Linked DNA regions of Mus musculus: regions 2, 3 and 4 are each linked to region 1. A link is a loop called in an ENCODE intact Hi-C map of the cell type or tissue named here. Cell type or tissue: heart. All regions are shown on one strand. Region 1 holds the start of Tlnrd1 (talin rod domain containing 1). Region 2 has its middle 4.7 kb from the start of Gm39043. Region 3 overlaps Il16 (interleukin 16). Region 4 holds the start of Stard5 (StAR-related lipid transfer (START) domain containing 5).

Region 1 (5,000 bases):
GTGTCTGCAAATGTGTAAGAAAGATCATCTGAGACCACTGTCCACCTGTGAGCACAAACATAAAACCAAGAAACCCAAGTCCAAAGTTATGATATGGCCAAGACTGCTCCTTACCAACCACTGGGTGGCACTGTATACCACAGACAGCTTGGTTGCTTGTCCACAAATTCTGGGGGTATACCATGAATGTCTAAAGTTCATACAAGTGAATATTATTTCCTATAAAAAGGACATTCTGATACGTTATCGCACTGATTAACCTCAATGACATTATGCTTAATGAAATAAGACAGACACAAAAGAACGGAGTGCTTCAAATCATCAAGTTCACGGATGAAGTTGGTAATGGCCAGAGACTAGAAGAGAGAATGGAGAGATGTTATTTCACAGGTAGTGTGTCAGGGAAGATGAAACTTTTCTGAAGGTGGATGGTGCTGGGCACAGTACCTCCCCCCTCAAAAAAAACCTCCCAACCCCCTACCCATCCAGCAGTGACAGGAAGAGCAAGGTGAGAAGGAACAGGGAGATCTTAGATTTGGTTTCCACTGCTTTGGTTTGCAGGTCACCTCGATTTCCCTAGCACTGATCAGAATGCATAATTCTGCCTAACATGACCTAAACACTTAGTATGCAGTACTTTGTTTGTTTGGTTTGGTTTTTTGAGACAGGGTTTCTCTGTGTAGCTCTGGCTGTCCTGGAACTCACTCTGTAGACCAGGCTGTCCTTGAACTCAGAAATCTGCCTGCTTCTGCCTCCCAAGTGCTGGGATTAAAGGCGTGCGCCATCACTGCCCGGCTAGTATGCAGTGGTTGATCTGCTGTCCATTTTTGTCCTGTGCTTTTACTGAGTAAACAGTAACTGGGAGCACTTATTTGTGAACCTTCCCTTCCGGGACTCTTATCTTCACAAGCAGAGGCTGCTCTATTACAATCTATAGTGTAAGCGCAGTGCCTTGAACAAGGGCTGGCACATGGTAGACACCCAGCGTTTGAGCTGTAAGTGAACAATGGCAGGAGGTAAACAAGAAAGAACCTGGAAAGATCAGTTTAGGAAGAGTGACACTATCTGAAAAACGAAGCCTTGGTGGCAGGCACCTTTGCCTGCTGAGCTATCTTACTGGTCCCTCTCTTAGGTTCTCAGAGTTAAGGAAACTATTTTTTAGGATTCACTGCTATTCCTGGGTTACCAGGGAGGAAGTAGCCCTATAGAATTCTTGTTAAGAGAGCCATTGGTTTTACTGGCTTCAGTTTGCAGAGACAGTTGGTTCACCTAAAATCTAAAGCATCTGCAAGGGCATTTTTTTTTAATTATTATTTTTGATTATGAGTAGGGCGGCTATCCAGGTTTTTACCGGTTGTTCCTCATTAACTTATATTAATAACTTGACTCATAATTTATTCTGTAAACTATTGGGGTTTGGACGATAAATTTGAGGCCATCCAACTTATAAATAACACTTATAACTGGCTTAAAAATGTAGGACGTGGAGGTCCTACGAAGAGACAGAAGAACAAACATTTCCATTGGCTGAGCACACACTGGCAGTGCTGGGCACCAGCAGAAGACTTCAGGGCTCTTGAGAGAGTGCTTTACTGGGAGGAGGCCCAGGTGTTCCAGGAGTTTCTGGCAGACAAGGTCTGCACAAAGAAAGGGAGTGGGTGTGGCCAGTGGGTTTAGGGGACCTTCTCTTTTAGCCACTGCTGTTGTTAAGAGCCTAGGGAGTCACTTAGTCCACCTGGCCACAAAGCCCTATGGCACAGGCCTACAATCACCAACTACAGACCCTGAAGGAGGATCGCCAGAAGTTCAAAGCCTGTCTGCACAGTTAAATTAATAAATAAAAAGTACAGTAGCTCAAGGTCCTCCGTTTAATTCCTCGTTACAGGGCGGGGAGCCATCTGGGCCACCAGTTTCCCAGCCTGTAACCCAGAGATAACAGTGTTTACCTCCAGAGACTGGCTCTTTACTTAACAATGGTTGCTATTATTCCATTATATAGATGGAGTCAGGAAAGGGCGAACTGCTGATCAAGGCACATTGGAATTCTAGCCAGCTGGAACCGAGGTCACCATACACTACCTGACTACAGTAACTTGGGAGAGAAAACTTGCCCAAGGTCACACAACTCCTAAACGGCTGGGGGGGGGGGGGGTAAGACCAACCTCAGGGAGGGTCTATCACTGAGTCAAACAAGCTGTGGGGACTCAAGCGTGATCAGAGCTCCTTTTCACTGTTTCACGGAAACCCACCCACAGGAGAGGGTCCAACACAACAAAGGGCGGAGGAGGGCTTGCAAAAGTCATCGAATCTCAGAGGTGACTGGAATCCGGAGGCGGTGGGGAGATCCCGGGAGTAATGAGTGGCATCCTCCCCAAGCAAGCAAAACAGATCACCTTTTACACTAGCTCCCTCGGCAGGGAGGAAGCATCGAGTCCTGGGGCATGCTGAGAGCTTACGTAAGGCCACTAGCGGCTGCGCCCCGGTGTCCCCAGGGTATACACAGCGCCTGGGCGCGGAGCGAGGGCGGGCCTTCCCCACCACACACGCTTCCCAGCCTCTCCGGATGCAGGGACCACCGGCCCCAGGGCCGCAGCGTCGGGGCTGGGCGCGGCGTCCTCCCACGGCCCCCAGCTTCCCGGGGGAGGAGCAGCGCATCGCGCAAGCATCCGGGATCGGCGGAGGGGGCGGGAGGAAGGGCGAGAGGAGGAAGCGGGATTTAAACGAAAGGCGGTGACGCCACACAAAAGATTCCTATAGGCTCCGGGGAGGTTACGGCCGAGGTGGCGGCGGCGAGCCGGGGGCGAGGCGGACGCCAGGAGGCGAAAACTGCAACCGTGCGCGGGCAGGCGGGTGTCCCCTGGCCTGCGGTCTCCTCCCTTCCTTTCAGTTGCTCGGAGGTCGCTCGGAAGTTGCTGGTTGACAAACATGGCAGGAGTCCGGGCCCGGGTCGGCCTCCGCGACGCCGCGCTCACCTTCTGAGCCGACCACCCTGGGGCGTCGGATGCGCGGGGCCCGCGGGCTCTGCGGGGAAACACAGATGGAATCTCCACGACAGCCGGTCGCCGGCCGCAGGCCATTCAGGAGGGGAGGGCGTGCCGCCGCGGCGCCGGGCCGCGCACTCTGAACCGCCAGGCGGGAAGGCGCGGCCGCCCAGCACCCTGCGTTGCAGCCTCCCGCCCGACTGACTCCGCGCGGCCGCCACAGAGCCAGCCACGCCCTCGGCCCAGTGGCCGCCCAGCGCCCTAAGAGCCGGAGCAGGAGATGCGGCCGCGCGCCCCCGGGCGTCAGCTCCGGCCGCCGTCGCCAGCCTGTACCGTCTGGCGGGGTCGCCGCCCCTGAAGCCCACGTGCGCTGCTGAGCCGGATAGCCGCAGCGCAGCGGCTGACAGCAAAGCCTGCCGGGGCCGCCGCCCGCGCTCCTCTAGGAGCAGAGGATTTTGATTTCAAAGGAAGGAAGGAAGGAAGGACAACTCCCAGCCTCCCCGTCCCGCCCTCTCCGCTCCGGCGGCCCGGCCGGCCATGCCCAGGAAGGTGGCGACAGCCCGGCAGCGGGGACTTTTCTGGTAGGCTAGTGAAGAGGGGCGCGGACTAGGAGTCTGCCGTGCCCCGGCTCACGGTTCCCGCGAGCTACACAGCGCCCCGAAGAGCTTGCCGCGGGCTTGGGCCCGCCCTGCGACGCCCGGCCACCGGCCGCCGCCACCCGGATCTCTGTGCCCGCCGCGGTGGGTGGCATGATGGTGCGCGGAAGGCAGCGCGGCCCTGGCCAGCTGAGTCGCGGCGGCGGTGGTAGCGGGCTCCCCAGCGGCATGCCAGTGCCCCCTGGGCGCGATGGCTAGCGGCAGCGCCGGGAAGCCCACTGGCGAGGCGGCTTCTCCGGCTCCTGGGAGCGCCGTCGGCGGGGCCAGCTCGCAGCCGCGGAAGAGGCTGGTATCTATCTGTGATCACTGCAAGGGCAAGATGCAGCTGGTGGCCGACCTGCTGCTGCTGTCTAGCGAGGCGCGGCCGGTGCTCTTCGAAGGCCCCGCCTCCCCTGGCGCTGGTGCGGAGTCCTTCGAGCAGTGCCGGGACACCATCATCGCGCGCACTAAGGGGCTGTCCATCCTCACCCACGACGTGCAGAGCCAGCTCAACATGGGCCGCTTCGGAGAGGCGGGAGACAGTCTTGTGGAACTGGGCGACTTGGTGGTGTCGCTGACCGAGTGTTCTGCACATGCGGCCTACCTGGCAGCCGTGGCCACACCGGGCGCTCAACCTGCACAGCCAGGCCTTGTGGACCGCTACCGTGTGACACGCTGCCGCCACGAGGTAGAACAAGGCTGTGCTGTGCTGCGAGCCACCCCACTGGCGGACATGACCCCACAGCTGTTGCTGGAGGTGTCGCAGGGCCTGTCTCGAAACCTCAAGTTCCTGACGGATGCGTGCGCCCTGGCCAGTGACAAGTCACGGGACCGCTTCTCTCGCGAACAGTTCAAGCTGGGCGTCAAGTGCATGAGCACAAGTGCATCCGCGCTGTTAGCATGCGTACGCGAAGTGAAGGCGGCACCCAGCGAGCTGGCCCGCAGTCGTTGCGCGCTCTTCAGTGGGCCCTTGGTGCAGGCGGTGAGCGCTTTGGTGGGCTTTGCCACCGAGCCTCAATTCCTGGGTCGCGCAGCTGCCGTGAGCACTGAGGGCAAGGCGGTGCAGACCGCCATCCTGGGAGGTGCCATGAGTGTGGTGTCGGCCTGCGTGCTCTTGACCCAGTGCCTCAGGGATCTGGCGCAGCACCCAGATGGGAGCGCCAAGATGTCGGACCACAGGGAGAGGCTGAGGAACTCGGCCTGCGCCGTGTCTGAAGGCTGCACCCTGCTATCTCAGGCTTTAAGGGAAAGGTCTTCACCCAGGACTTTACCGCCAGTGAATTCCAATTCTGTGAATTAGCACTCCCCACGCTCCACCCCCACCCCAGCCCCTATACCTGTTTTCCACCCCAGGCTAAAGGAAGACACTTAACCCCTCCCCTCT
Region 2 (5,000 bases), 75 kb after region 1:
GCTGCTGCTGCTTTCTTCTTTCATTTTTAATGTGGAGACAAGGTCTCACAATATAGCCGGGGCTGTCCTGGAATTCCCAATGTACATCAGGCTGGCCTCAAACTCTCGGATATCTTCCTGCCTCTACCCTGCCTCCCCGGAGTGCAGGGTTTAAGGGATGTGCCACCATGCGCTAACCCTTTTTACAGTCACCTCTACCACAACCATGGCCCAGGCTGAGTGCCAGGCAATGGGTGTAGTGAGGAAATGGTTCTGGCCATAAATGAATCAGTTGGTCTGTTGAGGGTTCTGGCTGGTATGTAAAGAGCTTGAATTTCAGGTTGTGCCACAAACCTGACAACAGGAGTGGGAAAGATGGCTTAGCAGTGAAAAGCACTAGCTGCTCTTCTAGAGGACCAGGATTCAGTTCCCAGCTCCCACAGGGTGGGTTACAACCCTCTGTAACTCCAGGCCTAGGTAACTGTATCACTTTCTTCTGGCTTCCACAGGTACCAGGCACACACATGGAAGCAGGCAAAATACTCCTACACATAAAATAAAATAACATTAAACCTTAATTAATTAAAACCAGAGAGCCGTGAAGAGCAGAAGGCTGAGGAGTCCAGTAGAGAGGAGATTGATTCTGCCATGATCTGTCAGAACGGCGCTGGCTTCTTAGAGAGAGATTTCAGGATTTGCTAGGAAGGATGGAAAGGATTTCAGCAGCCGAGCTTCTCCGACAGAGAAAACAGTTCAAATGAGGGTTTGTAGGGGAACAAAGAATTCGCCCTCTGCATTTGGAAAGAGCATTAAGAGTTGAGTTTCTTACAACACAGGAAGCATTTGCTTGAGGCTAAGGATTCCCGCGCTTGTGTTGAACAAAGTTAAGAGAGAGGCAGGCTAGCAGGTTCCCTTTTTTGGAACAGGTAACCAGGCTACAGAGCTGTTAAGTAACAGAAAATCAGGTCTCCCCTGGCAATCTTGTACTTAACTTTGTGACTTTAAGGTTTGAGACAGGGCCTAGGGACTGACGCTTCCTCTTGGAAGTAGGAAGCAAAGTTTGGGATTTCTTTTTTTTTTCTTTCTTTTGCTGAATGGGTGGATGAGGGTGTCAGAGAGGAGGAAGGGAGGATCCCCCCAGTACCATTTTAGGCTGTTTCCCTTAGCAACCCCACGGATGGATTTCCGTGCAGCCTCTTTCCCTTCCCGGTTCCTTTTCTGTTTTCCAAGGGGAACAATGAGGGAGTGAGGGATAAGCGGTGATGTTTATCTTTCCAGCTCAGACCTTTCAACTGCTGGAATCCCCCAGGGCTGGGGAAGGGTGGGTGGAGTCACTTCCCACTGTTGCCAAGGGTGGGAGACCAGTCCCTCCTGCTGGGGCAGGGGGTGCGTGGCTTCCTCATAAATAGGAAATGTATCTCCCAAATTGGAGTCATCAAGGACTTATCTCCAGCCGCAGACACCAGAGAGGAGCCCTGCCCTATCCTTTATTCCGAAGAGAGAAGCCTGCCAGCGGGGAGAGGAGAGGGTCACTCGAGAGAACCAGCCCGGAGAGCTGCGCTGTCATTCAAGTGTCAAAGGAGACATCTTCCTGCCAGACTTCCCACACTGGCCTCTGCCCCTCCTGGAACACTTTATTCAGGAATGGGAGGAGCACTGGTTCCTTGTAGAATAGAGAGTCAAGGGGAATTTTGGTCCATTCCTTGGCATGAGTACAAAATTCTGAGCCGAATATCTACTTGCTTAGAAACTGCTCATATCTGAGCAGCAAGCTCTTTACTGACCCAGCCACCTTCCCAACCTGGGATCTTCTAAAAACACCTACCATTGCCAGGTATTTATTTCCAGGCTTTAAACTTGCCTTTGTGTATTCCTTAGGTTCCCAATTTTTTGTCCTTCCCAAAGACAGTGGTTCCTCTTTTCACTTCCTCAAACCGAGGGCTGGTTGAGCCAGTCCGAACTACCCAGTCAGTAACTTGATACCAGTTTAATGTGTTTGAGGAAGTAGCTTGGGGGGATACTTAGTTCTGTGGGCTTTGTTTTGTACCAGGTCATGCTAATTTTCCCCAAGGAACTTCTGATCCATCCGGGTTCCCTGCAGAAGTTATAACAGTGAGGAGGAGGAGGAGGAGGAGGAGGAGGAGGAGGAGGAGGAGGAGGAGGAGGAGGAGGAGGAGGAAGTGGAAGCAGCACTGGGTTAGAGGCAGACACATGTGCTGTTCTGCCAAATATTCTACTTTTAATTTTTACCTAGCACTGATGGTGGTATGAAGTCTTGGTGGTCTCAGAGGTGATTCTGGGGACTCTGGGCAACAGTAACTTGCTAGCCCATGGCCACACATTCATAATGGAAGAGCCAGGAACTACTGGTCCTCTCGCAGATCCCCCTGGAGCTGTCCCCTGATCTTTCTCAGTGCCTCTGCTTGTCCTTGCTTCTTCTGGCAGGGATGCTGTGGGATGCTGATTAATGAGCAGTGGCACCCTCCGAAGCTCAGCGTGGAGACAATGACTGGATCGGTTCCAGGAATCTGAAGTATGCACCTGACCAACTGACCTCACTGTGTTGTTGTAGGCCACACCAAGGCTCCCTTCCTTGGCAAAAGGTTTTGTAGCTCTGCAGGCACACTTGGGGGCGGCAAGTACCATCTGGAACACTAGGGTGAGACTGGCATCCCATTGCTACTGAGTCTCGCCATGCTCCCGAACTGAGCCAACAAATGACTCTGCCACATGGCAGGAGAAGTGTGCCAAGAAGTCCAGGTTTATTTAGCACAAGTAATAATGGGCCTACAATATTCGCACACAGGGAAAGGATCAGGAAGACTGGCTGTGATCTCCCTGAGTTGATGGGTTAGAACTGGGTCAGAGAAAGTGTTGAGATGCGGCCAAGTTCAGGTTTTCTAGGCCAGTAGCTGTACAAGATCTCTTGCAGGAAACTTAGAGGAAGGTGATCCATACTGTACTATAAAAACTCAATCAGAAAATTGGGTCCCAGCAATTTGATAGATTTTTTTTTTTTTGATTGCTGAGGACAGGGACAGGCTTTCGTCCTTGGTAGAAAAACACAAGGGACCCTGGCATAGTTTACAGATATCTCAAGACCCAGGGCTTAAATCGTAAGACAGGAGATGGGGTTGCTGGTGAGATGGCTCAGCGGATAAGAGCACCGACTGCTCTTCTGGAGGTCCTGAGTTCAAATCTCAGCAACCGCATAGTGGCTCACAACGATCCATAATGAGATCTGAAGACAGCTACAGTGTACTTACATATAATAAATAAATAAAATCTCAAAAAGAAAAAAAAGACAGGAGATGGGATCAGAAGTCAAGTTGGCCCTAGGTCATTAAACTGGACAATAATTTGGTAGGGAAGAACTTTGTCTTTCAGGTTGAATACAGTATGGAAATTCTATAAGCACAGAACACCCTGAAGTGAAGGGAGCGGCGGCAGCTAAAGGAAGGTTAATTCAGGTTTGCCAGGCCCGGGCACTTATGGATTTGAAAGATTAAAAGTGTCAACCCCATGGCAGCATGGTCATTAGAGGACTGAATCCCAGAGAAGTACATCATTGCAAAGAAAGCCGAGGCAACTCTGAGCACTCAGGATGAACCCAGCATTGCTCAGATCCACTCACAGGCCTTAAGGCATTTAACAGTTGAAGTGAAGGAGTGAAGTAGGCATCCGTACAATCTCTATTTCCAGCTAAGAAAGCAGAGGGATGGAGGAGGAAAAGAACGTACAAAGTCACCTAGCCTGCAAGTGATAGAGCTGGTTTCCGAATTCCCTTCATCCAGTATCTTATAGGCAGGTTCTTAGAGAAGAAATGAACACTAGATGTTGTTTCAAACAGGAAAGGAGCAGATGATGCCAACGTGGACAATGAAGGTTTTGATGTTTAATCGAATGCTGAAAGCTCCATTGGTGGGAGCTTTTAGCCTGCAGAAATGCTGGCAGCTTCTCTGAAGGCAGCAAGGATCCAGAACCTTTTAGCAGAAGAGGCAGGCGAACAGAGATGGAGCTCAAGAGCCTTGCACACCAAAGTGGACTGATCTTTTGTTACGAGTGGGTAGGGATGTGCGTGTGACAGAGATAACTTTGACTTTTCAGAAAAGGGTTTTTTGATTGTGGCTTCTAGTGAGCCTCATACTCTGTCTTCCCCATTCCTGTTCAGGTGCCCCAGATTCCCTCCCAAGGCAGTCATCTTGATATCCCAAGCTCCTTTTACTGGGGCAAGCAAGGGAGTGGAGGCAGATCTAAGAACAGAAAAGATGGAATATTTGCAGGCAGAATCTGCTGTTGCTATTCCATTGGTTCATTTGTTTCTGTTTTTGTTTGTTTGTTTGTTTGTTTGTTTTTCTGAAACAGAGTCTTTCTATGTTGTCTTGGCTGTCCTGAGATTCTCTCTGTGAATCAGGCTGACCTCAATTCAGAGATCTGCCTGCCCCTGCCTCCCAAGTGTTGGGTTTAAAGGTCTGCCTCACCACACCCAGACATTTCCACCATATTTTGTGACAAGGAGTTGATGTGTATTTCCTGTCGAGAACACATGTTCTGAAACCTGGAACTTACGCACAAGTTTTTAAAGACAGAGAATTGTGACTTCAATGTGTCATGGGACATCAGATTCGAGACTTTTCTAGACAAATGAGCATCTCATCAGAAGGGTAGTGATAGAGTTTAGCCTCGCTCCCAACTGATGTCCGTGGCAGGTGTGCATGAGTCACATGCAGTGAAAAACAATGGGGGCAGGACATGAGGTCAGATTGCCCTGACTTGAAAAGTAGAGGGAGATAAGTGAGGGGAGCCAGGAGCTGCGAGGAAGACATTCTTTCCTACAAGTGCAACACTGGCTGTGATAAAGGATGTAACATAGCCAAGAGTAAAACAGAGCTCCCTTCTGAGCCTAAGTGAAAGGTTCTAGAAGGATAGTTATTGCAACTCATAACCTGAGGGAAAATGCATAGAAGAATTTGTTCTAAATGTCTTATATCTAAGCCTTTTTAAAACCGAAGTTTGTTAAA
Region 3 (5,000 bases), 220 kb after region 1:
TTGGTAAGTGTGCTTGATACTAGATGATAGTTGAAAGGCAGGAGCCTGCCAGGGAAATTTGGCTCACATTTTTTTTTCCTGCGTGGGCAAATTTAAAAGTGGCAGATGCTCCGCAGTCAGTTCCATCCCTTTCATTGTCTGCCAGAGGTAGCTGTAGGCCTTGCCTAGATAGTGCCCCAGTAGGCTTCAAATTTGCAGTCCCTACTCTGTAATAATAAGCACTGGTAATTACTAATTAATCTTAATGTAATGTATTATTTCACTACATCCTCACATCTAATTTTTATGTACATATTATCAAAATAAGCAAGGCCCTGGAAGATGCCTTGCCAGTCATGTTACCAGTCCATGGAAAAACTGGTCAGGGACCTGGCTTGCTAGGTGGTTCCTGTGCTTAGCCTTTGGGCATTAGCCAGGTCACCTTGGAACATCCATATGCAAGGACAACCTGATATTGTCAAGGAAGCTGAAATATGTGGGAAAATATTCAGAGGAGATGGCAGGACCCCATTTTATTTCCGCTATGTCCTACTCAGGGCTCTACACATCCCATATGCACAGAAGCACAGGGGAGTGACAGGGAATCCCTCCCATCCCCAACACTGTCACTCGCTGTTCTTAATAGTGGAAGAGGAGAAGATGATCAGATGCAGGGGGATGTTAGCTTTTATGCCTTCCTTCAGTGATTTAGGTCTCTCAAATAAAGATGTGTTATTCTGTGACCAAGATAGAGCAAAAGCTTTTCCTTTAAAGTGTGTTTGGACTGGAGTCTCACTCACTTTGATGTTTTCTCATAAGGGTCCCTTTAGCTCTCCTGGTTCTACTGAATGAATCCATAAGTCACTAGGTCTCTGTGGCTCCCATTGCCTTGAGTTGCAGCTTCAAGAAAGGGGTACCTGTGACCATTTGTCACTAGGAAGAACTAGAAAGCATCTTAGAGATGTGCCAATGCCACTGTTCAGGAAACCATGGGTGTGGAGTAAGAAAGGAAGGGAGGCAGGCGGGCTGCATCTGCCCCTCTTTTGTTGGAAGATGGTACCCCTTCAGGTGTAAGGTTCAAAGCACCTCCAAATGTTTTCTTTCTTTGCTCTTGAACTTCAAAGAGAGCTTAGCAGGTAGAACTGCAGCTCCTTTCACACAAGCAGAAGTGGAGTGTTAGGCTCATCCCAGATAGCGCGTAGCACATAAGATATAATTTAGATTTCCTTGGGATCTGCTCCTATAGAGGGAGTTTAATAGAGGAGTAGAGTTTGGTGGAACTGAGATCAGACAGTGCTGGGGCTCTGCAGCTAGCATGATCTACTCAAGTCAGAATGAGTTGGCAGGAATGGGTAGATCTGTATAAACTGCCCTCACCTCCACCAGACCCTGAAACTAAAATCCCTCCCACATTGGCATGGTAGCTCACCAGTCTTCCCACAATTGGGGCACTGAGCTCTTGCATGAATAGTAATGCTGTGTGGTATGAGTGGTGTGTCCCTGTGGCTGTCACATGCAGGCTCAGAAAGGTTGAATGATGCTCTTAACTCAACGTTAGAAAACTCATCGGAGTCTGAACCCAAGGCTACCCAGGCTACGAGTCTTCTACTAGAGCAGTTGGATGCACAGGGTGCTGCCTGTGGTCCACCTGGTCTTTTGAGGCTCAGTTTGAATGTTTCCTTGTGCTTACCATGCAGGTGTCAAAAGGCTGGAGAGCAGCTGGCATGGGCGGCCTACCTTGGAGAAAGAACGTGAGAAGCACTCAGCGCCCCCACATCGAAGGGCCCAGAAGATCATGGTCCGATCCAGCAGTGACAGCAGCTACATGTCTGGGTCACCAGGGGGAAGTCCCTGCAGTGCAGGTGCGGAGCCACAGCCTTCTGAGAGGGAAGGCAGCACACACAGTCCCAGCCTGTCCCCAGGGGAGGAGCAAGAGCCGTGCCCAGGGGTCCCATCCAGGCCTCAGCAGGAGAGCCCACCCCTTCCTGAGAGCTTGGAAAGAGAGAGCCACCCACCACTGAGACTGAAGAAATCTTTTGAGATTTTGGTGAGAAAGCCGACATCCTCCAAACCCAAGCCTCCACCCAGAAAATACTTTAAAAATGACAGCGAGCCTCAGAAGAAACTGGAGGAGAAAGAGAAGGTCACAGACCCTTCTGGGCACACCTTGCCCACCTGCAGCCAGGTAGGAGGGTGTGCTCAGTGGGACGTGTGTCCCCTGCAACATGCAAAGCTGCTGCCCTTGAGCATTAGAAATGTCTGCAGGCTTCCTGTACTCTGGCATAGAGAAGCACTCTCTTTAAGCTCACTGTGCAGAGACATATGAAGCTTCGCAGAACCAAACCGGAAGTTCCGGGCCTGCCAACTGTTGGCAGTAACACTCGCGGGTCACATGGCTCACGCGCTGGTGTATCAGCAGCAGGGTTACTTTGTGGTGGGGAGGCTGAGTCCAGGAATCTGAGATGCTCTGCTAACCACAAGTAGTCACCCCAATAGCTAAAGCAGAGGGAGAATGATTGCTTGTGGGAGTACAAGATGTTCGCGAGAAATTAACTTTGCCTTCTGGAGGTGGGGAGACTCGGAAACCATCCTCTCTAAGTCTAGGTGTCCTTAGCTGCTACTTTGGGCTTTTTGAGTGGCTCCCTCTACAGGCTGTTGTGAGACTTAGATCTTCCCTTCCGTATATTGAAGACTCCAGCACCATAACTTCTCTTGGAGCTTCTTCCTCTAGCTTTACACCCAAAGGATGGTAGGTAGACAGGAAGGCAGCTGCTGAAACTTGAGCCCTTTCAACAAAGGACACTGTTTTAGGGTTTCTATTACTGTGAAGAGCCACCAAGACCATGGCAACTCTTATAAAGGACGTTTAATTGGACTTACAATTTCAGAGGTTTAATCTATTACTGTCATTGTGGAAAACATGACATCAGGTAGGCAGACATGGTTCTGGAGGGGCTTTGTTTTACATCTTGATCTACAGGCAGAAGGAGACTGCCACACTGGGCATAGCTTGAGCATATAAGACCTCAAAGCCCGCCTCCACAGTGACATACTTCCTCCAACAAAGCCACAACTACTCTAACAAAGCCACACTCCCTACTAGTGCCAGTGCCTATTGGCCAAGCACTTAAACACACAACTCTATGAGGGCTGTCCCTACTCAAACCACCATAGGCATTATGCTAGATATGTTCACGCACGTTGTTTTAGTTCATCCTTCCCCGGGTCTGAGGGTGAGATTCCCAGTTTCACAGAAGAAGAACTTACTTAAGTTTGTGTTGCTGAGGCGTGCAGTGAAGGCTGCTAGGGGTGAAGTAAGGCCTCTGGAAATCCCCTAGAAGAAAGCAGGAGATTTGTCAAACTGCCCATTGACAAGCTTCAGTGAGGTGGATGGGGAAGGAAATTCTTGAGTTCCTTGGTGAAGACACAGTGAAGGAGGAGCTGTGTTACCAAACAGGAAGTACAGACTTTCAGGCAGCTGAACGTGCCGGGCTGACTAGCAACCAGAGAGGGCGGGGTATCCTGTGAATGTGTTTCCCTGACTCCCCCTTCAGCAAACACTTCATTTGGATCTGAGGCAGAATCTAGAAGGCAAACCAGAAGGAAATGTTGAAAGGGTAGACATTTTGCTTTCCTCCTGCAGACCCAGGAAAGGAGAACAGGTGCCTTGATGAATCTCTTTGGCTTCCTGATTGGGTGGGGCCACATGTCGGGCAAGGAGCATTGCCAAGTAAGACAGCCAGGGGAGGAAGCAGGTGTTCTGTAGGGAAGGCCAGGCAAGGAGCCAAGGTATTTAAGACAGCACACAGACAAATATAAACACATGTATGTGCGAGCATGTGCACTCTCTCTCTCTCTCTCTCTCTCTCTCTCTCTCTCTCTCTCTCTCTCTCTCTCTCTCTCTATCTCTCTCTCTGATTTCTCTGTTCAGCATCCCACATCTTGAGCAATCTGCCCTGCCTTTGGCTTCCTTCCCTGTTCACACCAGCAATATGGTCCACACTAACACAAAGGCCGTTCTGTGGCTGCTCTTTTGTCCTCTCTGCATCATCCCACATGGCCAGTAGACCCTTCTGTAACTTATTCACTCAACCAACAGAGCATTGTTGTGCTGGCAGAGAGATCACAAAGACAGGCTTCTAGTCTGACAGAAAACAGGAAGCAGTTGACCTTCTACACCATTCTTAACAGCCTTGGCCACTCCCAGACCTTTCTCAATGGATCTTATTGCCTGTGATTCCATTTTCAACCCTTCTTCTCTCTCCCTTTTCTCCCTCTTCCCTTCTTTTTTCCTACCTTCTTCTCTTGTTTCTGTCTGTAGTCTTTTCTCTCTAGGGTCCTAAGACCCTTCTCAAGCAGATATGTACGACAGGTTACATTTAATGTAACTGAAGGTAACCCAATTTCCTGTACCCAAATGACCTTCAAGATACTTCCCATGAACCTGGAGAGATGACTCAGGATCACTGGCTGCTCTTCTAAAAGATCCAAGCTCCATTCCCGCACTTACACGGAGGCTAGTAATCACCGGTAACTCCAGTTCCTGTGGATCTGATGCCCAATCCGGCCTCTGTGGGAGCTCTGTGGGCACCCACACTGTCTTAAAATACCACTCACATTTAAGAAAATGATTTTGTATTCTCTGATTAGTCCCCATCTCTCATCCTCTTGCCTTACCTCCTCCCTCTCCCCTCATTCACCAAGTGCTGAGCCAGGGAACATTTGCCTGAATAAATTTTGTGTAGAAATCAAATTAAGTTTGGGATTAATTTAAAAGACCTTTTCCAAAGATAATGCAACGTAAGAGGTGTTGATTAAAAGGTAAAATGTGGGTTCTGAGAAGACAACTAATCAATAAAGGAGCTCCAGAGAACCATAAGGTCCTGGCCCAGTCCAAGAACCCACATCAAAAACAACATCACAAGACCAACATGGAAAGGCAGAGGCAGGCAAATCCCTGGGGCTGGTAGCCAGCCAGCTTTGCCTATTTGGGGCACTCTGAACCAGCGAGTGACCATCTC
Region 4 (5,000 bases), 250 kb after region 1:
GGATTGCTGGAGTAAGCTGGCTAGACCTGTAAGCTCCAGACTCATCAAGAGACTTTGCCTTTAATCCCCACACTCAGGAGGCAGAGGCAGGCGGATTTCTGTGTTCGAGGCCAGCCTGGTCTACAAAGTGAGTTCCAGGACAGCCTGGGCTATACAGAGAAATCCTGCCTTGAAAAAACAAACAAACAAACAAAAACAAAAACAAAAACAAAAACAAAAGGTATTAACCAAGGGCTGCTCAACTTCACCATTTATGCGTAATGATTTGTATACACTCTTTGCATTGTTTATTTTTTTCTTTTCTGATGCTGGTTTCACTTAATCCAGAATAAGAAAATCCTATCAATTTATTGTGGTTTCTCAAATGTTTCCACTTAGACCAGCTGGCTTTTATAAAGGAAGTTATTTAACTGTAAATGGGGAAAAAAATGAAAGAAAGAAGAAAGAACAACTTGTCATAAATTAAAGGTAACTTCAAATTACACGCGGAATTGCTAGAGTCAGATTCCCAGCCCAGGGCGCCGATTCATCTCTTACGGGGAAAGCAACAGCTAAATAGTATCCAAGGCACATTAGTGCCTGAGGTTCACTCTCCTCTTCTTGGTACCAGAGGGCTGAAAGAAGAGTTGAAACACGGCATCATCGTCACCGTGTGTTTCAGTTCTGTCTCTGACATAAACTCCTATGGATAACAGACTGACTGAAATGAGGATTCTGGGTCGGAGCAAAGACACCTGGCTCCACAGCTTGCAAAACACTGCAAGGTTTCACAATGCAACCTGCTTATGTAAGCACCAGACATGATAGCGCCAGACAGAGCCTAGAAGCCAACACTAAGATGCCATTCAAACCACATAGGTCTGCTCACCCAGAGTTACTTGCACATCTGTTTCCACTGTGATTTTCTATTCTTCTGAGTTTTCTATAGTCAAAAATGAAGCAACGATCTTACAGTTGTAGGTGATGCCAGGACAGGTCCATCAAGATCGGAGCTGTCTCCCATAACACTTCCTACCTCACGTGGCTATTTGAATTTACATTTATATTTGTTAAAATGAATAATTCATTTCTTCAAACCAGCCACCTTTTCATGCTCTATGGCCCCATGGAATTGAGGCTGCCACACTAGACAAGGCAGTTGGCAGAGCAACGTTGCTGTATCCCAAGGCTTTCTGCTGGGTAGGGCTGGTCTGCAGGATGAACGCTTTCCTGAAGGAGACTTGTAGTGGTCCCGCTGTGGGCAAAGGACCAAAGTGGCTCTGTTAAGAGACAATGCTTCAAACTAGATCTGTTGGTGTAAATCCAGGCCTGCCTCTTTGTCTGGGGAGGCCAAGCCTTGCCCTGCAATTCCTCAGCTATAGTCTGTAGATTCTGCTGAGGGTTTCTTAGTCTCTCAGAGACACATTGTTTCCTGCCAGGGACAAGGCTGGACTCGTCTGCATGGCACTCCTCTTGCCTACAGATGTTATAGATCCCTCTTCAGAGAGGTGGGGTCGGGGTGTTGCAGCAAGACAAGACACTACAGATAACACAGCCAGAGACACTTACATCCGTGATGCTCTGGACAATTTCAAAGCTGCTCACATTATCATCCCACTTCTCCCGGAGGCCCGAAGCAACTGGCTTTATGCAATCCCACACCTCTTCTGGTGTCCCACACAGAATCCCTTCTCCTCGGTACCTAGAATGGAGAGGAATTTGATCCACCGAGTCAATTAAACTTGTTTATCTTAGGATTTTATCTCAGGTCTATTACATTTTTGTTCTGGTTCTAGGACTTGCTGACAGAAAACGGCCTAAAATATGCTAGCCCATCTCCCCTCTAGCCTGCATAAACAAACAGGTACAAAGTCCTCACAGAACACAGCTTGCTAGAAACGATTCAAAACACAAGCTAATGCTTTTCTGGAAGGTAACTAGTGATCACAGAAGGCTGGGGCGGATTGGTATCTTTCATGATGCAACCCCAGAGACACCAGGACGGGAGTAAGGTTCTGACAGACTTTGTTAAAAGTGCGCACTTACAGATTCCCTGGAAACTCCTCAGATGGCCTCCAGGAAATTGAAACTCCATTCTGTCAAAAGGCATAGGATTGTAGAATTTTAGAGCTAGAGGAAGTCTTGGAGAGGAGATCTCAAGACTTGATTCCCCAAGGTCACCCAACCTGTTCCTGGCACAGTTGGGGTAACTGCCCCCTACTGCAGGCGATGAGCAGAGCGATCCTGGCTGGCTGATTCCTGGAGCTGTGGGAGTCTCTCCAGTCGCCTTAATGCCACCAAGAACTTTTTGTTTTCTCAAGCAATTTAAGGCTTTTTTTTTTTTTTTTTTTTTTTTAAATCAGAAGCGCCAAGGAAGGAAACTATTTCCCTGTCACTCCCTGGGAGAGGGATTGTGCAACAATGAACGGAGGAAAGACTTGGTACTTGGAGTTTCAGATCCAATCCTAACCTCCTAGCAGTCAGATGACCTTGAGTGGGTTTCGAAATGAAAGGGGCAGAGACCTCCAGGAGTCCCAGAGAGCATCAACCCGCAGTGGAATCAGTTTCTCAACCCACCTCTGGGGTCCAGGGTGCGGATAATCTCGGGGAGAGGAGAAGCCTAGGAGTTTGGAGGACTCCAAACCCTGCGAGCAGTCTCCAGACCCCTTTTCCCGCCCAGTCCCTCACTCACGCCTTCCCGACACTTCTTCCAGCCCGACGCGTCCCGCCGGTACCGGAGCACCTTCTCTGCCACCGCCTCACTCTCTTGCGTGGCCCAGGACGGGTCCATTCCGCCAACGTGCAGGCTCCCAGCTGTGCCACACAGGTTCTGCTGGGAGGAAAGCTGGGCCTTGGGCGGAGCCTGGAGCCCCGCCCCGAGCTCCGCCTCTCTTTCTGAATTGGTTTTCGCTCTCAGACAATTCCGTCCTTTCTTGATATTGGCCCGCCCTGCGCAGTAAGCGTCATCTCTGGGCGGGTCTCAGGCAGCTCCTTCTCCGCCACTGCAGGCTTTGGGCAGAGGCAGGAACCAGCTAGCTTAAGGAGTTTGGATGTTTACCCCTTGGTGCTGAGGTGCTTTCGGCCCCCAGTGAAACCGTGCAAACAACTTCGTAGTGGGATTCTGCAGGGTGGCCCGGAGAATGTGGAGGAGCCGGCCGGAGGTGGAGGTAGGCAGGAGGGGTACACACCAGTGTCAGTTCAGGAGGCCTGCACAGGAATGTCTGCTTCTGATAACAGAAACCGAAGCGATTCCCAATTTTATTTTATTTTATTTTTCCCCCTTGAGTAGCTAAATGCCTTTTCTGAGTAAAGGAAGAGACAACTTCGAATGGGTGGAGGAAGAAGCTGAAACCAATGTCAGATCTATTTAGTTCTAGACACCCAGGGAGCTCTTGATAGATATACATATCCAGCAGACAGCACTATGCATTGACGCCAGGTGGAGACCTCAGCTTTCCCTTGAGAGATATAATCCAGATTCTGGACATGGAAGCAGGAAGACCACTCATTAAAGGTCTGCCTGGGAAATTTAATGAGGCCAGCAGCTCAAAATAAAAGAAGTAGAAAGAGGGCTAGTGACATAGTGCAATAGTAGCATGCTCACCCAGCATGTGCCCTATCCCAGCATCATTAAATAGGCAAATAAATAAGCAGACTATTGGCAACTTCTGAACACAGAGGCAACCAGGCCCGTGGGAGAGTGTGGACTGGTATCCCCTCTGTAAGAGCAGCCCAGGTTCTCTCCTCTTCAAGCCTATTTCCAACTGATTGTTTGTAACCTCTCCATTATTTCCTCCAAAGACAAGGAAGGATGTGACTTGAAAGTCCCCTTTGGAAGAAAAGAGGGGCTGGCTGGCTGGGAAAGCAATTGGGCACCTGGAGCTCCAGTCCCAATATTGACTATGTAGGTTTGGGCAGGACTCTAAACATCTTTGAGATTTTCACAGACGTGAAATGTTATAATAACATGTATCTCCCTGGGCTACTGTGAAGAGTCCATGAAGAAGAGCATGTGAATTCTTCTGAGAGTCATAAAATAGATGGTTCACTCTGCCGTACTTTAAAGGTGAGTAGAATCATAAATGATAATCCGAGATAACGTTGAGATATGGTTTGACTAAAAGTCAACTGTTTGGCTCTTTAAACAAGGCTTTAAATTGTTAAGAACTGTTAAGAAAACTTAAGCAAAAAAAGAAAGCATCATACATGGAGAGATGCTTTGTGGCAAAATAAATGACCATGATACAAAAAGATGCAGAACCCTGGTTGTAGGGAATTACAGATCAAACAAGGGGACCTGTTTAGTGGACAAACAGGACAAGATTTGTTAGTACCTGCTTTACTCACAGTACCGAGAAAGGGTTTTTCTATACTGGGTGAGAGCTTGCATGCTCTCACCCAAACCAAGCAGTGATACACATGAACAGTTACATATTGACAGGTACATATTAACTTTCTCTTCAACACAACAATCTTACTTACACAGAAGCACGGACAATTGCCCTTGTAATGGAAACTAACTTATTTGCCAATGCATTAAGATACCCATTATGTGGGTTATGATGTTCCCATCAAACTCATGTAACACAGCTGAGAGAACTGAGGCTGGGCCCTGGAGGACTGCTCAAGAGAGCAGAGGGCCAGACTGGGTCTAACCACATGGCTTTATAGGAGGCAGCTCTTCTCATTGACAGCCATTTGCTGTTGGAGGGACATGGATAGATTTAAAGCTTAACTGAATACAATGTGCGTTCTTATCTTTCTCTAAATGTGATCACTGTTTAAGATGGTCATCTGTTACAGCAGGTAAGCAAGCCAAATATATGAGTTTCAACTCATGAGGGCAACAGTGTTGTGAATACAAAGGTCTGTGCTTGGAAGCCATGCATGGTGGTGCATGCTTGTAATCCTAGCACTCAGGAGGCAGAGGAGGGAAGATTGCCACAAGTCTGTTGCTTGCTTGCTATACATAATGAGCTATGTAGGGCCACAGAGTATAACAAGAGAGAGAGAGAGAGAGA

Evidence for each region. A loop is a pair of places that touch in the nucleus more often than their neighbours do. Peaks named below come from ENCODE experiments on the same cell type or tissue, not always from the same donor. Only the 100,000 strongest peaks of a DNase experiment are listed, where the experiment ranks them.
Region 2: it touches region 1 in a loop (7-fold over the local background); 20 of 42 quality-filtered maps call a loop at or near these places.
Region 3: it touches region 1 in a loop (10-fold over the local background); 20 of 42 quality-filtered maps call a loop at or near these places.
Region 4: it touches region 1 in a loop (4-fold over the local background); 2 of 42 quality-filtered maps call a loop at or near these places.

Annotation. Positions count from the first base shown.
Region 1 is chr7:83,882,049-83,887,048 of GRCm38, reverse strand. It overlaps Tlnrd1 (talin rod domain containing 1), which reads left to right and starts at 2,708. Exons shown (of 1, transcript NM_030705.4): 1 at 2,708-5,000. The coding sequence starts at 3,828. The coding sequence ends at 4,916. It also overlaps a transcript of Mesd not described here. In heart, CTCF peaks have their summits at 128 (motif pointing right) and 2,777; DNase peaks (open chromatin) are centred at 2,608, 3,208, 4,088, 4,718 and 1 weaker place; H3K4me3 peaks cover 3,458 bases; H3K27ac peaks cover 4,616 bases.
Region 2 is chr7:83,806,836-83,811,835 of GRCm38, reverse strand. No RefSeq gene overlaps it. Among named protein-coding and RNA genes, the nearest start is that of Gm39043, 4.7 kb to the left of the region's middle. In heart, a CTCF peak has its summit at 2,636; DNase peaks (open chromatin) are centred at 1,435, 1,955 and 2,505; H3K4me3 peaks cover 643 bases; H3K27ac peaks cover 2,349 bases.
Region 3 is chr7:83,657,962-83,662,961 of GRCm38, reverse strand. Il16 (interleukin 16) reads left to right here. Exons shown (of 19, transcript NM_001360087.1): 12 at 1,677-2,164. Among named protein-coding and RNA genes, the nearest start is that of Stard5, 28 kb to the right of the region's middle. In heart, a CTCF peak has its summit at 2,615 (motif pointing left); DNase peaks (open chromatin) are centred at 3,571 and 4,057.
Region 4 is chr7:83,629,811-83,634,810 of GRCm38, reverse strand. It overlaps Stard5 (StAR-related lipid transfer (START) domain containing 5), which reads right to left and starts at 2,794. Exons shown (of 6, transcript NM_023377.4): 1 at 2,672-2,794; 2 at 2,026-2,075; 3 at 1,549-1,681. The coding sequence starts at 2,770. Gm16638 (predicted gene, 16638) reads left to right here and starts at 2,970. Exons shown (of 4, transcript NR_166697.1): 1 at 2,970-4,045. In heart, a CTCF peak has its summit at 2,200 (motif pointing left); a DNase peak (open chromatin) is centred at 2,930; H3K4me3 peaks cover 2,640 bases; H3K27ac peaks cover 2,341 bases.